Regions from separate parts of the Mus musculus genome. Here region 1 is linked to region 2. A link is a loop called in an ENCODE intact Hi-C map of the cell type or tissue named here. Cell type or tissue: left cerebral cortex. All regions are shown on one strand. Links, peaks and the distances in the headings refer to the core of each region. The heading gives the core; the rest is flanking DNA.

Region 1 (4,399 bases), core at 242-4,241, 200 kb after region 2:
ATAGTATGCAGATACTAAGTCCAGTGTTAAATTAAAAAAAAGGGGGGGCTTTGAAGTGTAAATAGCAGAGGCATTGTAAAGGGAGAGACCTGACTTCAGTTACACTTATCAGTAGCTGAGTTTATATCTTTATGGTGGCCTCTTGTTCTCCTGCTGTAAAATTATGGTAGCAATTATAATGATTAATGTGTAGTCCAGTAGCCGAGGCTAGGCCAAGTAAGACACTCATTTGGGGATGACTGATTTTACTCAAAGATTTTGATTTTTCTCTCTCTTTTTGCATGCTTCCTTCCTTCCTTGCCTGCCTGCCTGCTTTCTTCTCCCCCTCCTATTTTTTAAATTTAGGGGGGGTTTTGTTGTTTTTTGTTTGTTTGTTTGTTTTGTTTTTGTTTTTTTGAGACAGAGTCTCTCTCCATAGCCTTGGCTGTCCTGGAACTCACTCTGTAGACTAGGCTGGCCTTAAAGTCACAGACTGTAAGGCTCTGACTTGCAGTCACTTCCTGCACAGTGCCGTGAACTACTCATGCCACGTTTCTGCTACTGTTAACGAAGGTTTCTAGCTTATCATTGATTCCGTAGACATTCTGGTCTGACTTGCCCTGGTTCCTTCAGGTGTAACCTCACTCTCCTACTTAGACTGTGTGATGCTCTGACCTCTCAGTGGGGAGAGTCCCTTTGCCTGAGGTGTACCTGCCTTCAGCTTTCAGTTCAGCTCCTGCTTATGGTGACCCAGACTGACACAGACACGGCTTTAAGATGAACTGTCCTCCAGGCTTTACAGCCTCATGACAGTTATGAGTAGTACTTAGAAACATGATTGTTGTCCTGGTTGTTTTCTTAGTTTCTGAAGTACAAAATATCATTGATTTATAAATGTGTTATCATTTTTTTTAATTCAAGGTTTACCCAAAAGAATAGTGTATACAGTGATTCTGTGATCATCTTCTAATGATTTCTGTGGGCATCAATATGAAGATGACATGTCTGTAAAGGGATATTTACAGAGTAAATCTGAGGAATATGTCTGAATACTAGTATTTCACGCAGTGCTTTAAAAGTTTAATAGTCTATCTATAGCATAAGATCATAACATGTTCTTTTTTTTTTCTTCTTCCAAGAATTCTTTTCTTCCATCAACTCTTCCCGAGCCGATGACTGCTACTGAAGCTGCTGCTAGGAAAAGCCAGATGAAAGCCAGGTAGGCAGGGATGCGCTGTGGCCGATGGGCATCTTGTCAGAGGAAAGGCTGTAGTTTCCATTCCATAAACACTGTCTCCACTTACCCAGTATGCCGAGTTGTTCAGTCTGTGGTGCTAGAGCTTAGATGGTAGGTGAGGAAAAACAAAAGCTCAAAGGTACACTAGAGGGCCTGACAGCAGGCTCCTGTGAGCGCCCGCTCACCAGGGAGGGCCTGAGGACCGACCCGGACTGTAGGACTGTTGATGTTGCAGGGGGCCGTCTCTGTGGACATGTGGCTGTCGTCATTTTTGACTCTGGCTAGTCTGAATTCAGGGAACTGCAGAGGCGAGTTAATAGCTATTAAGCCTATTACTTCTATTTAAGGAAGGAAAAAATAATTGTCACAGGCCATTAGTGTATGTAGTTTGTAGAATTTATGTGTGTATGTGTGCTTGGTAAAGAATCAAGTTTGAAATCTTATTTTTCAGTAATTTACTCCATTAGTAAGCTTTTGCAGGCAACTTGATTATTAAAATGAACTATGATTGGCTATTATGTAAATGATCTTGCCGACTTCATTACATTTTTAGACAGCTTGTACCATACCACTCTGGTCATCTGGTCATCTCCCCTGTTATTATTAGGAGACCTCATACCTACAATATGCTTATACAATTTTCTGGAAAAAAAATTGCCTTCCAAAGTTTTTTTTTTTAATAACTTCATGCACCATAATAGCTTTTGATCATGTGTGCTTCCCTTACCATTCTTGTCTCCTCCCACTGCCCCCCTTCACTTCCTCTTCCCAAACAACCCCCTTCTATATTACTTCCTGTCTTTCTTTTTATCACCTACTGAATTCCTTTAAGGTACCAACCGGAATTTTCTGAAATGTTGTCATGCAGTTTTTTGTTACTTTCCTTTTAGAAAGATAAGTGTTGGGGGGCTCCCTCTAGTGGTACATAGAGGTATTATGAAAGAGGGGTAGTGTGTGCTGCAGGAACTGTGGGCATGATAAATCAGGCATATACAGTGTTAGTTGTTAAATCATTTGAAATCATATTAAGTGAAGTCACTAAAAATATAGGAGAGATTTATTAATGTTTTATAGAGTTTATAAGTATAGAAAGCAAAGTTGAAAAAATATGTAATTTTCAGATTATATTGGTCCCACACTCATGCACATACTGGCAGTACTAAATGGACTGAGTGGGTATCAAAAACAAACAAACAAACAAAAGATCTCATGAAGTTGTGAGGGGCAAGTTTTGAGGGAAATAAGGAGGAAGTTGGAGGGGAGAGATTTGGGGATTGGATTTGTTTCAGATACATTGTGTGCATGTATGAATGCTAAAAATAAATTTACCTATTTTTATTGTTGTTTTGAAATGTCACTTATGTCTGCTAATCCTTGTTTTCAAAATTGTGCTTGCTGTTCTGCTGTGTGCATTTGGGGCTTATGCGGAGTCCCAGTCAGACATTTCTCCTGATTGCCATTCAGTGTTCTAGGACAACAAAGGTTGGGTGAGCAGGCAGCCTGACTTGGCAAGCACTGGCTTCTCTGGTTTTACCTGCTCTAGGAGACAGACAGCATTTTCTTTCTCTTGAGTCCAAGTGAGGGGGATTATTTCTTGTGTCTTTTTAAAGAACTGGATCTGGGTTTTGTACAAAACCCTGTGAGAACATTGCTCTCTGTGCACTCTCAGTCGTAATGCTGTCCCTTAAGTCTCCTGTACTTCCAGCTTGGCAGGCTGACGTTTCAACAGCTATGGCTGCCTGTATTGTTTTCTTTATTAGCTTTATTGAGCTGATATTCTGAGGTGGATACTTAGAAGGAAACCAGATGACTGATGTGGTCATCTGTAATAATCAACTGTGTCTGTATTTTGTAGAATGAATAGTAATTTAGAGATAATTTCATTATTTGGAATGAATTATATTTTTCTATTATAGAATAACAGATACCATTGGACCAACAGAAACCTCAATTGCACCAAGACAAAGACCAAAGGCCAATTCCACTGCTGCCACTTCCAGTGTGCTGACCATTCAGAGTTCAGCAACGCCTGTCAAAGTCCCTGCTCCTGGGGAGTTCAGCAACCACAAACCCAAAGGTAATTAGCCTTTGCAATTCTGACCTTTCGATAAGGTTTGTTTGCCTTGGAGTATAAATAAATTTAATTGACCATCGTAAAGCACAGAGCCCAGTGCTTTAAGGAAAGCCTGGCTACATGGCTCGGTCAGTAACGTGCTCGCTGTGCAGGCATGAGCACCCAGGTGGAGATCCCTGCCCCCTCAGTAAAGACAGATGGGCATGGCAGTGTGCTTCCGCAACCCAGCCTGGGTGTGAGGTGGTGCACGGTGTGGTGGGAGTGGGCCGCTGCGGGGGATGGGCTAGGGGTAGAGACAGGCCTGTTTCCGGTTTGAGGGCCAGCCAGTCCAACTGCAATGACAGCTTAGTGAGAGACTTGTCTTTAACAGAAAAACGTGGGACAGTGACTGAGGACATCCAGACCCCAACCTTTGTCCTCTGCATGTGGATGAGCCCTCTCATGTACACACACGCACACACACACACGCACGCACGCACGCACGCACGCACGCACACACGCACACACGCACCACAAGAAACTGTCTACTGATGTCCCGTAAACCAAACCTTTTTTATTTAAATTAAGGACCTCAACATAAAACCAGATACACTGAATCTGAACTATTTTTTTCTAAAGGCAAAGCAGAGTTATTAGTGATATAAATGTTTATAGAAGTCTCGGTTTGCTTTGATATATGGTCATCTCTTTGATATATGGACCCAAGCTCATCTCTTGGGTCATCAGCCGAGAGCTTTGAGGCTGGCTGTACAAGCGCAGGAGACTTAGATTGGACAGGAAGGGATTTCAAGTTCATCTCGTAGTGTTACAGGTCTCTCGAGCCTTGGGGAAGGAGCCATGTGGAGATGACAGCATAAGCACTGTCTCATTTGATTGTGAGAAATCGTTTTTATAATGCTTTTTTGTTTGAGTCAGGGTTTCTCTGTGTAGCCCTGGTTATCCTGGAACTTGTTCTGTAGACCAGGATGACCTCACACTCACAGAGATCTGCCTGCCTCTGCCTCTGTAGTGCTGGGATTAAAGGGATATGTCACCACCATCTGGCCTGTTTTTATAGTCTTAAAATGCATTATGATTGTGTAATGCCTAAAATAGATATTCCTGTAGAA
Region 2 (4,399 bases), core at 237-4,236:
TTCGTGTCAATAAAAGCGATTACCCAGTGGCTGGGCAGAAGATAGAATATGGTGGAACTCCCACCAGCCAGAGGAGGGAGGGAGGGAGGGAGGGAGGGAGGGAGGGAGGGAAGGAGGGAGGGAGAGAGAAGAGTAAGACAGATTGAGCCACAAGGAGGGAGGAGAGGTGATTTTAGCTGGAGCATGAAAGGCCCTACATGAAATTATTACAGGGATTTTGGCCAGGAAGTAGCCAGATTACCTTAGAATAATGAGGTGGATCAATGACTGCCTAGGTATTTCAGTGAAGCTTGAAAATAAATCTTGGTTTCTCTGTGTCACTACTGGGGAATTAGCTAGGATAAAGAAAAAAGAGCCACTGTATTAATTTATATTTACTATTTATACTAATTTACTATTTGTATTTATATTATTTATATATTTATATTAATTTATATTATATTTCTATAATCATACATTAATAAAAATAAAGATAATATTAATACAATTATATATAAATATATAATGTATATTAAAATTACTGTTACAGAATGAAGACTCCTCCACCAAGGGATGGCCACCAGCCACACTATTTGCCAAGAAGTGGTTGCTGCTGCTCTGAAATCACATTTAGAAAAGGGAATACACACTTATCACTCTCCTGGTTAAACAACCACTGTACTAACTACCACCTGAGACTCTGCTCCCCAGCTCGTCCGAATCCTGACACTTCAAGCACATAATGGCCAATTGGGAGCTGGGAACCCACACATAACTACCTGTAATTCCAGCTCCAGGAGATTGTAGAAAGAGCTGGCCTTTGAGGGCACCTGCATTTATGTGAATACTGCCCCACACATATGCATAATTAAAAGTAATAAAAATAGGTTTTGAAGATAAAATGAAAAGATGCTCAGTACAGTAGTAGAACATAACCCTTAATAAATGTTATTTTAAGCCATGGTTGGGGGTTCACACTTGTACTTACAGCTACTAAGTTTCTTATAAAAATTAATTAAAATTTTTCATACAATATATTTTGATTATTTCCCTCCCTTAGTTCTTCCCAAACTCCCTCACCTCCCTATGCACTCAACTTCATGGTCTTTCTCTTTCTCTCTTTCATAACACAAAATCAAACGAAAACCCTCCAAAATTAATTTAAAAACATGGAAATGAAAATCAAAGCAAGCAAAATGCAGGAAAGAAAAATGAAAATGTCAAAATAAAATGAAGCAAAAAGGGAAGAAAGAAAGAAGAGAGGGAGAGGGAGAGGGAGAGGGAGAGGGAGAGGGAGAGGGAGAGGGAGAGGGAGAGGGAGAGGGAGAGGGAGAGGGAGAGGGAGAGGGAGAGGGAGAGGGAGAGGGAGAGGGAGAGGGAGAGGGAGAGGGAGGAGAGGGAGAGAGACTGTGCCTGGGCATGGGTCCTGCTCTATAGTATGATTGATATACACAGTGAGACTCCACTGGAGAAAACTGACTTGCAGTTCCTTGAGTTTAGTTTCTCAGCAGGTATCAACTGTAAATAACTTCTTGGTTAGAGATGGGACTCTGTCCAATTTGTCCCATCAGTGCCAGGACACATCTGGATTGAACTGGTGCAGGTGTTGTATGTGCTGCCACAGTCTCTGTGAGTTCATATGAGTTCTGAGACTCTCACAACAGCTGGCTAGACCAGCTGGAAGCTGCTTCTGCCTCTGGTTATCCTAAGGGACTAGAGACTGCAGATACTTATGTAAGCGCTATGTGCCTGAGGGATAAAAGCCGGATAGAACATGGAGGCAGAGCCATGACCTTAGGATCAGGATGCTCAGATCTGGAAGACCCTGTTTCCTTGGAGTCATTCCTCAGCTACAGCCATTCTTCCTCCTCTTCTGCAAAGATCCCAGATTCTTGACAAGACAGGCTTGATGACAACGCCCCATCAAGTGCTCAGACTTCTCTCACTCTGTATATTGTCCAGGTGTGATTCTATGTCAGTTATATTATTTTTACTTTAATCATAAGATAATCATACAAAGCAGCTATTATTATTAGTTTGGAGATTGAAGGATGATTACTTAAATAGTTCTAGACATTCTTGATCTAGTGATATTGATCCTGGGGTCGTTTGGGACAGAGCCTCGGTCCTGGCAGTCCTCACAAGCTAGGTTAGGGCACTTGTCCTCGATAGATCAGTTAAGGAAATAGGTAATAATGAAAAACAGAAAAGAATTTATTCAATACAGTAACATTTGAAAGAAGAACAAAGAAAGATATTCAGTGGTGTGCAAACCCATCAATAAATGTGGCATCTGGGTTTAAATAGAGGGAAAGAGGTGGGCATAACTACGCAGTCAGGGTCGAGATGTGACCACCACTAACCCCCTGTCTAGGCTCTCATCTGTCCTACAAGATGGTCTGACAAGTTGTGAGGGTCTCTTTTCCAGAGACAAGCTCCTTTTCTGGTTGGCATCTTGGGAATGATTGTCTCCATAATTTGAAGGAAAAGTTGTCTCTCTGTAGTATATCTTCATACCTACCACACAGTTGCAAGATCTTACCTCAAAAAGAAAGACGATTCTGCTACCTTATATCATATGTTATTATAGTGTTAGTCAAGGAGGGTGGTTTTCATTGCCTCTGATTTCCACAAGGTGGCAGGTCAACTTCAAAGCCAGATGGTTGGTTTTGTGTCCAAGTAACAAAATCTATTTTACTTGTTTAAGAGTAGTTAGTCCAGATAGGAACTACGTGGAAACATGCTTTGCAGAGTGCATGTCATATTCCAGGAGTCTTGTTGTGACTGTAAACACTTTCTCAATGAAGATTACGTAACTCAGTTCTTTGCTGTTCATCATTCTCGGGGAAGTCTGCATTTATATGAAGTATGTGTATGTGCGTGCATGTGTGCGTGCGCGCGCGTGTGTGTACATATATATATATATATATATATATAATACATTTGTATGTATATATGTATATACTATATGTGTCTGAGTGTGTGTATACTAGCTTAGTCATGGATCACCTTCACTGATGAGTATCTGCAAGTCAGCTCACTGAACACTGGTTAATCCATGAAGACAGTGAAGGAGAAACTTTGCAATCTGGAAGGAGCCCTGGCCTTGTAATATGGTGAACGTTAGAAGGCAGGAGACTCTAGATCAAGAATATACTTGGTCTGGAGATTAGGTGCTTCAAAAATGGCAAATGAAGATACTGGATAGAAGGTTCTCAAAGAACCTACTCGTGCTTTTGAAGGAAATGTTTAGGGTAATGTGATCCAGAATTTACTTCTGTATATTTTCTGCTGTCCATTTTCATATCATTTGCATGCCATGTTGATAGCCTCCAATTTCTGCATCTGAATTGTCTTGAATGCATTGGGTTTGGAATCAGATCAGTCTGGGCTCAGATCTTGGCTTTCTACTTAACTACAACAACGTGTATGTAAATCAGTATGTAATTGGCAAATACTCCTCTCTTTGCAACCTGATACTTCAGCTACAAGTAAGTCCTTACCCAAAAGAGTTATGAATATTTAATGACATGAAGAGTATTAGAAAGTTAACTCAATAAAATTCAATTAGTGGAGAAAGACATAAAATCATTTGCCCTGCCATACTAACCTGAGGTGGCCAGAAGAAAGATACCTAAGCAACTACCTAGGGCATCACTACCACAAATGAATGTGTGATGGAGAGATGGGAAGATGGAGTTTGTGGTGGTGAGATAGAGGAAAAAGCAAAGCCAAGGGGTTTGTATACTATGGAGAAATATGGAACTGGAGACTGAACAGCAGCAAGATGAGGAGGCCATGGTGGTCTCCACATGGTCTTAGCCCAGGTCTCTGCCACAAAAGGCCATGTCTGGATTCATGATGCAGCTAGGGTCTGTGTCATTGTCTGTGGCCTGAGTTACCACCAAAGGTGAAAACCATGTGGATGTCTGAGGGTGTGCTGGCATGGGGGTGAAGGGGATGATGTACTGATCTGAATAGCGCATCACCTGAGGCCATGGGACATCCAGGCCCAGGTTGTTGCTAGGGATCATGTCTGGGTTCATGGTCCTAGGGCATCATGGGTCTGTGTTGATGTCCCTTGGGCATGCAAGCGCTGGCTGGCTCTATACCTTGTGGGAGATGTTCTCCCCTTCCTTACCTCTTTCCAGCCTTGGCCCTGAGGTTATGAGAGCAGAAGAGCTGTCTCTGCCCCTCACTGATTGTAGCACTAAGGAGTGTGGGCTCTACACCTTGCCAGAGCAGCACAGTACAGCTGACTCTGGTGGCAGGGGTGCAGATGAGCCAGGCCCAAGAACATGAGAGCAGGAGATTTGACCCTGCCCCTCGCTGAATGCAGCATTAAGTGAGCTAGCCTGGGAACTACTGGAGAGCTTGCCCCAATGGTATGGGCCTAGGAAGACTAACCAAATCATCTACC

The links. A loop is a pair of places that touch in the nucleus more often than their neighbours do. Peaks named below come from ENCODE experiments on the same cell type or tissue, not always from the same donor. Only the 100,000 strongest peaks of a DNase experiment are listed, where the experiment ranks them.
Region 1: it touches region 2 in a loop (5-fold over the local background); 24 of 42 quality-filtered maps call a loop at or near these places.

The regions. Positions count from the first base shown.
Region 1 is chr5:97,053,734-97,058,132 of GRCm38, forward strand. It overlaps Bmp2k (BMP2 inducible kinase), which reads left to right. Exons shown (of 16, transcript NM_080708.1): 9 at 1,119-1,198; 10 at 3,133-3,293. Among named protein-coding and RNA genes, the nearest start is that of Paqr3, 56 kb to the right of the region's middle. In left cerebral cortex, for the core only: a CTCF peak has its summit at 2,137 (motif pointing left); a DNase peak (open chromatin) is centred at 2,128.
Region 2 is chr5:96,851,931-96,856,329 of GRCm38, forward strand. No RefSeq gene overlaps it. Among named protein-coding and RNA genes, the nearest start is that of Gm33100, 25 kb to the right of the region's middle. In left cerebral cortex, for the core only: a CTCF peak has its summit at 2,611 (motif pointing right); DNase peaks (open chromatin) are centred at 1,644 and 2,610.